Linked DNA regions of Homo sapiens: regions 1 and 2 are each linked to region 3. Evidence: read pairs that join two places in POLR2A ChIA-PET (ENCODE). Cell type or tissue: MCF 10A. All regions are shown on one strand.

Region 1 (2,500 bases), 120 kb after region 3:
CGCTTCTCAGGCGCATAAGATCTTTTTCATGTAGTTTGCTTCAACGCTATTGTATTTCTTCTGCGCTTTGAAACTGAACCCCTCTTTGATGGATATTAGTGGAACGTGCTTTCGTGTCTCCCTAATGAACTTTCACTTGGAAAATGCCCCAAACAAGGAAGATGCTAGAAGTGTAATGATATTTTGTTTAAAGCAAAGAGGGACCTTCTCTTCTGGTTTCCCCCACTTTGGTCCACCCCAGAGGAATAATTGGCCAAGAATCACAGAAGGGATCATTTACAGCTTTACTTTCAAGCTCCCCAGTTCCCTTTCAGACTGTGTTTACTCAGTCAAAGGCTTCAGACTAGCCAGGGTGGGCCTCCTGACAGCCCCATCTTGCTGGCCCTGGGATACTCTGATTGGGATTAAACCCATGCTGATCTGTCAGAAAGTGGGTGATTGAGAGGCTTCTTTGTGATGCTCGTGGTAAGATGAGAGGATGGAAGAGTACAGATGTGGAGGCAATATTCTTTAGGGCACCCTTCAGCTCTTGTGCCTGGAGGAGCCCAGGTCGGCAGTCCTGGGGTGATTACTGGCTACACGGAAAGCAAATCCAAAATGGAAGACAGCTTGGCACCATGGGAGAAACTGTTCAGTGGTGGTGTTCTTTATTTTATTTTTTTCTAACAATTGAAAATATCCTGTGGGGAACAGTCTTCTCAAATCCAATCAACATTAAGTTTCAAATAAAACTAAGTATACAGGAAATAAGTGAGCAACAAAATATAAGGCCATTAGATGTGCCTACATTGGTGTTCTTGTTTTTCCCTCAGTGGGTGATTCCTTAGGGAGAGATTAGCTATAATAATTAGTACTTTTGTAAATAAAAGAAATTGTGTGAAGCTGGAAAATTTACAATAGATGAAGTATAGTTGTCAAAGCACCAAATTCTCAGTGTGGCCAACTAGGAAACCTGCATTCTTTCCGTTGCTGAGTCACTTGCTGGTTGTACAGGCTTGGACAAGTCCCTGTCTTTTGAGCTTCTGCTTCTTCATCTATAAAATGGTGACATGCTTCCAGGTTCTGTTCTTCACAGGTTTGTTCTGGGAATCAAACAAGGCCTGAGGGTGACAGCACCTGGGATCCCTAATACTTGACTGATTATTATCAACTGCCTTTGGAGTATGGGCTTTAGAAGCTGAGGTTCCCCCTTTGGTCAGTATCACCCACAGGTCATTATTCAGAACTTCCCAGCTCAGGGGTTCAGAATTTCTCACTGCTATGCTTTTTTGTTAGTTGTTCATCTTTTTTTTCCTTTTGTTTTTAGTTGACATATCATGATTATAGAGTAATCACATAATGGTTGACACATTTATAGAGTGTAGCGTGATATTTTGATATATGTATACAATGTGTAATTATCAAATCAGGGTAATTAGCATATGCATTACCTCAAACATTTATCATTTCTTTGTGTTGGGAATATTCAAAATCCTCTCTTCTAGCTATCTGAAAATGTATAATAAATTATTGTTAACTATAGTCACGCTACAATGCTATAGAACACTATGACTTATTCCTCCTATCTAGCTGTAATTTTGTATCTGTTAATCAACCTTTCCTGTCTTCCCTTCCCTGCCACCCTTCCTAGCCTCTAATAACCACAATTCTACTCTCTACTTTTATGAGCTCAAGTTTTTTAGCTCCTACACATGAGTTAGTACCTTCAGTATTTCTGTGCCTGACTCATTTCACTTAACATCATAACCTCCAGGCTCATCCATGTTGCCATGAATTACAGGATTTTATTCTTTATTATGTCAGAATAATATTACTTTGTGTATTTATACCAATATATATTCCAATATCTATTGAGATGATCATACTTTTTTTGTCCTTCATTCTGTTGATGTGATGTATCACATTGACTGATTTGCATATGTTGCACCGTCCTTGCATCCCTAGAGTAAACCCCACTTAATCATGGTATATTATCTTTTTGATGCATTGTTGGATTCAGTTTGCTAGCATTTTGTTAAGGATTTTTGCACCTGTGTTCATCAGAGATGTTGGCCTGTGGCTTTTTCTGTTGTGTCCTTGTCTGAGTTTGGTATCAGGGTAATTCTGGCTTCACAGAATGAGTTAGAAAGAATTCCCTCTTCTTCATTTTTCTTGAAATAGCTTGAGAAGAATTAGTGTTAGTTCTTCAAAAGCTTGGTAGAATTCAGCAGTGAAGCCATCTGGTCCTGGGCTTTTCTTTGTTGGGAGACTTTTTATTACTGATTCAATCTCATTACTTGTTATTGGTCTGTTCAGGTTTTCTGTTTCTTCCTGGTTCAATCTTTATAGGTTAGATGTGTCCAGGATTTGATCAATTTCCTGTAAGTTTTCCAATATGTTGGTCCATAGTTTTCATAATAGTCTCTAATGGCCCTTTGTCAATTGTAATGTCTCCTTTTTTATTTCTCATTTTATTTAATTGTGTCCGTTCTCTCATTTTCTTAGTTTGTCTTGCTAATAG
Region 2 (2,500 bases), 490 kb after region 3:
ACTCAGAGGCTGAGGCAAGAGAATTGCTTGAACCTGGGATGCAGAGGTTGCAGGGAGCTGAGATCAAGCCACTGCACTCCAACCTGGGCAACAGAGGGAGACTTCATCTCAGAAAAAAAAAAGAGGGGGAGGCAGTTCAGGCAGAGGGAACAGCATGAACGAGCAGGCAGAGGACCTGCTGCCATCCTCCTAGAAGGAAATATATCACCAGGGGTCCAGCACAACAGGAAGCCCACTAGTATTGCAAACAGAGGGAATTTAATCCAGGGGACTGGCTGCATAGATATAGGTGGTACAAAAACTGACAAGGCAAAGCAGACAGCGAGCAGACCAGTGTGCAGGGTGTGTTTGGGAAGTGACTGGTAGCCTGGTAATGGGGTGTGGGGTGTACAGCGGGGGGAGGGGTGTGTAGAGGATGGCACAGGGCTGGAAGGCAGCTTGGGAGCAGAGTGGAAAGGCTGGTCCTACGGTGCATGCTTGATTTGCAAAGTTACAGAGCCTCGTCTAAAGCATGGCCTGGTGGGCTTGAGCAGCCGTGGGAGGGTGGGCTGCTGGGCTGGCCTTGGTGGGAGGCTGCTGGGGTTGACCAGGGCAGGACTCGCCCAAGGCTGCTGCCAGAGAGGAGAGGTGGGGTGGGCTCAGAGACATTCCCAAGGCTCAGTCTTCTGGCTCAGTGACGAATTGAGTGGGGGGAGGGACGTCAACAAGTCTGAACACTCTGACCCGGTGCCATCCTCCTAGAAGGAAGTGTATCAGCCAGGGGCCCGGCCCATCAGGAACCATGCTAGTATTTCCAACAGAGGGAGTTTAATCCAGGGGACTGGTTGCATCGGTGGTATAAAAACTGAGAAGGCAAACGAGATGGTGAGCAGCCCCGAGGTGAGCAATGGGAGGACGGCGCTGCACCATTTGGAGCAGGAGGGACAGAAAAGGGAAGCAGGTGGAGCCCGGAGGCCGGGAGCTGCCCACCAGGCAGAAGCCACAGCAGACCTGCGCAGTGGGAACTGGCGCCGGGGAGGCGCAAGCCCTGCTAGAGATGCTTCCTAGAGCAGGGACCCAGGGGAGGAAATGCCCCGGCGTCTCCCCTCCGCCCACCCTCTCCTCACCTGCTATTGGCCAAACCTACCTGGAGCAAGGGACCTGGGGAGCGTAACCCTGAGATACAAGCCAGCCCGAGAAGAATGGGCATGTGTGTGGGAGCAGCGGGCCGACAGGAGCACAGGAACACCAGAGGAAGCAGCTGCGGAGAAGAGACCGTGCGTCCTGATCTGAAGATGGGAAGCGAGAGGTCCCTCCAGGAAGGAATGTCTAGTTTGCAGCAGCATAGAGAGTAGGATGGCTGGGGAGGTAGATGTGGCAGGCGCGACTGTAGCTCTCTGTCTCAGGTTTTCTCAACCCAGGGAAAAGCTGATTAATGCCTGAGTCACTCTGTCCGCGAGCTGAGCCTCCTGGGTGGGGCAGGGCAAGGTGGTATCGGGTGATTCGGGGATGTGCCAGCCTCAGGGAGGGGAGAGAGGATAGTGTGCGGGAAACAGAGCTGGCCTGGAGAGGCTGTCACGCCCACAGCATCACCCCAGTTCTGACGGCAAAGCTGTGTGACTTTGAGCAAGTGAATGATGCGCTCTGGGCTTCGATTTCCTCGTCATCACCAACCCCTGCCTCCAGCACAAGCTGCTCCACACCAGGCAACCGCCTGTAGTTGCCCAAACTCTGTGCTTCCTCAACACCCAGGCCTGCAGTAGACGCCACCCCCGACCTGGAATCTCCTTCCCCATTCCCACACGTCTTACTTTCTCCAGTCTTTCAGATTCAGTCCTAGCAGACTCCCAGCACTTTGGGAGGCCGAGGCGGGCAGATCACGAGGCCAAGAGATTGAGACCATCCTGGCCAACGTGGTGAAACCCTGTCTCTACTAAAAACTCAAAAATTAGCCGGGCGTGGTGGCGCACGCCTGTAGTCCCAGCTGCTCAGGAGGCTGAGGCAGGAGAATCGCTTGAATCCAGGAGGCGGAGGTTACAGTGAGCCGAGATCGCGCCACTGTACTCCAGCCTGGGGACAGAGTGAGATTCCATCTCAAAAAACATAAATAAATAAAAAATAAACCCCCCCCCACACACAGCAAAAACAAATCACAAAGACAAAAACGAAATCCCTTCAATGCCCATTTCCTGAATCAACTGCATCCCCCAGGAACTGCTTTGGGATTTTACTTATTATTTGGGATTATTTGTGCTCATTTCCCCTGTACCAAAAGTCAGAATCAAGTTAGCTGCGCTGTGTCTCTGTCACAAATGTCTGCTTGTATAAATAGGAGGGGGTACAAGCATGTGTCCACACACGCACACACGCCTCTCTCCGGATAAAGAGGTCTCGGGGTGAGGATTCTGGAACCCGTCCTTCCACACCTACTGCGTCTGGTCACTGTCTCCGAGGCTGACATTCCTCACGCCGAGGGATGGGCAGGCAGAAGGCTGCAGGCAGTGCGCCAGCCAGGTCAGCT
Region 3 (2,500 bases):
GGAGTGAAGCCCCTCAGCCTCTCAGTTCTTGCAGCAGGGGATCCTGGGCCCTGGCTCTGGCCACCCAAGGAGAAAGCCTGCCTGGGCAGAGAAGGGGGCTCGGAGAGGTCCTCCCAACCACCTATTTATCGTTGCCCAGGCTCCTAGGCCTGGATCTGTCAGCCAGGGCCTGCCCATGGCCCTGGGAGGTGATGGGAGTGGTGGTAGTTTCAGTCTCTGATGAAAGCTGCTGAAACCGGCACGGAGCACACATGAAAAGGACGAAAGAGAAGGCGCAAGGCTGACTGCCAGGTGGCAGGCGTGATGGGACTTGTCTCCCACTTGGGGAGATGAAGACAAAAGGCAGCGTCATCCCCCAGAATGAGTGACTCTGCCTCTGTAGGGCTGTTTCTGAGCAGGGCCTCCGTGCCTGGAAGAATGATGCCTTTGGCCTCCTGAGTTCTGAGCAATATCCCCTGGCTAAGTGGGTTGTTCCCATCAATATTCAGGAGTCTTTGGTGTTGAGAAACCTTGAACGATGTAAGCTGAGAGGTAGCACCATCAATTCCTGTCTAGACTAGATTTTTGGAATCCAGGCTCCCAAGATGAAAGGGTACATTATGAAGGCAGGGCATAAATCTACCATGCCAACAAGACCCACATTCACCTCGGATTATTTACACCTTTCTGCCTCCCTCTGGGCATTGCCTGTCCCACTGTAGCCCACTTTCAACTTTTGACAGGATCACTTAATGCATCATGACCTACAAGTAGCCAGTTACATATATTTTCATTGTGAGGGACTCTGTACCCCAGGCCAGTTTCCCCCTCCTGACTCCCTGCAGTTTTACCTTTTTACTTGGCCCTTAAAGACACCACAGATGCTAAGGAAGGGATGAATGTTGGTCATAAGCACGCAGTGAAACCTGGCTGGGGAGGGTCACCGAGTGTGTATTACTAATTCGATCTCCGCCGCACCCTTGGTCTCATGCCCAGCACCTTTGTGTGGTGGTTACTCAAGGATGTGGGAAGCCGCTGGAGCGAGGCTGCTGACGCACCCCATTTCAGAACTGCCAACGCGGGCTCCTTGGCAACCAGAGCTCACCATCTGCCCAGGCAACCAGGGAGGGCACAGAGGGCAGTGAGCCTCTGCCAGGATGGACAGTTCTCAGCATTGAAAACTAGCTGTGGGTTCTGCCAGTACCGTGGAGCCAATTGTACGTCTCATTCAGCCTCGGGTCCTGCCTTGCCAGCTGCGTGTGGGCCATCTTAACTTGGATGATCCCTGGACGCTTACCATTTAAGAGCATAAGGGTGGATCAGTCACTTTCTCTTAGAGGGCTCCATTTTCCTGTCTTTGTCATGAGAAGATTGGGCTGCAATAGTCTTCCATGTGCCTTCCAGCACCGTGCAGTAGGATACGGCGGGTGTGGACCTTGAAAGCCAAAACGTCGATGTTCATATCTGGCTCTGCTGTGTGACTGCAGGCAGGCCCCTGAACTTTTTCACCCTCATTTCTTTGCCTCTGAAATAGGGCTAGATAAAGCCTCTTGGCCCCTGGCCCCTGTTATTACCCCCAGTTAACAACAGCGCTGATAATGACCCACACTTACTGTTGGCTTCCTGTGAGCCAGGCCGTGCTCTAAGGGCTTGGTATATGATAACTCATCTCATTTGTGAGAAAATCTCTCCAAAGCAGAAACTTCCCAGTTTCACTTTCACTGAGAGTGCTCATGGGCCTTCCCAAGGCCACACAGCCAGCAAGTATTATGTCTGGGACTTGAACTCAGTAGTGAGAGCTTACCTTCTACACGGTTCTCTCTCTGCAAGAGGAACCCCGTAAATGTCATGTCCATTTTCTTCTCCTTTTCTCTTTCAGCTCGGCACACTTCTTCATTTGGTGTCCAAAGTAACATCCACCTACTCTTAATGTTTTCGGCCGGGTGCAGTGGCTCATGCCTGTAATCCCAGCACTTTGGGAGGCTGAGGCAGGTGGATCACCTGAGGTCAGGAGTTTGAGACCAGCCTGGCCAACATGGTGAAACCTCTTCTCTACTAAGAATACAAATATTAGCCAGGCGTGGTGGCAGGCAACTGTAATCCCAGCTACTCAGGAGGCTGAGGCAGGAGAACTGCTTGAACCTGGGAGGTGGAAGTTGCGGTGAGCCGAGATTGGCACCACTGGCACTCCAGCCTGGGTGACAAAGCGAGACTCCATCTCAAAAAAAAAAAAAAAAAGTTTTCACGACTCTCCTCATCCCACACAGTCACCTGTGACTCCTGTCTTTTCTCCCAACCCCTTTTACTTCCATATTTCTTAGTGTTCCAGTTAGAGGGAACTGCTTGTGCAAATGTCCCGTGGCAAGAGAGAGTGCAGAGGGAGGACGAAGAGAGGGAACAACACAGTGGCTGCCTCCAGGCAGGCTGAGCTTGATGAACCAACAGGACCCTGACCATCTGAGCTTTGAGTTCTTTCTGCCTGCTAAGAGAAATGAGAAACTTCTGAAGCACTTTAAGTGAA

What was found. ChIA-PET counts read pairs that join two places held together with the same protein. Peaks named below come from ENCODE experiments on the same cell type or tissue, not always from the same donor. Only the 100,000 strongest peaks of a DNase experiment are listed, where the experiment ranks them.
Region 1: POLR2A ChIA-PET joins it to region 3 with 10 read pairs; 3 of 35 experiments call an interaction of 5 or more read pairs at or near these places.
Region 2: POLR2A ChIA-PET joins it to region 3 with 19 read pairs; 2 of 35 experiments call an interaction of 5 or more read pairs at or near these places.

The regions. Positions count from the first base shown.
Region 1 is chr3:193,951,081-193,953,580 of GRCh38, forward strand. No RefSeq gene overlaps it. Among named protein-coding and RNA genes, the nearest start is that of LINC02026, 51 kb to the right of the region's middle. In MCF 10A, no CTCF peak of the experiment used is centred here; a DNase peak (open chromatin) is centred at 981.
Region 2 is chr3:194,321,459-194,323,958 of GRCh38, forward strand. No RefSeq gene overlaps it. Among named protein-coding and RNA genes, the nearest start is that of LINC00887, 9.9 kb to the left of the region's middle. RefSeq lists an enhancer at 745-1,944. In MCF 10A, no CTCF peak of the experiment used is centred here; DNase peaks (open chromatin) are centred at 713, 1,003 and 1,503.
Region 3 is chr3:193,830,628-193,833,127 of GRCh38, forward strand. LOC105374284 (a long non-coding RNA gene) reads right to left here. Exons shown (of 4, transcript XR_924841.3): 3 at 1,784-2,458; 4 at 1-1,414. Among named protein-coding and RNA genes, the nearest start is that of LINC02038, 12 kb to the right of the region's middle. RefSeq lists enhancers at 1,470-1,569, 1,590-1,749. In MCF 10A, no CTCF peak of the experiment used is centred here; DNase peaks (open chromatin) are centred at 354, 1,024 and 1,674.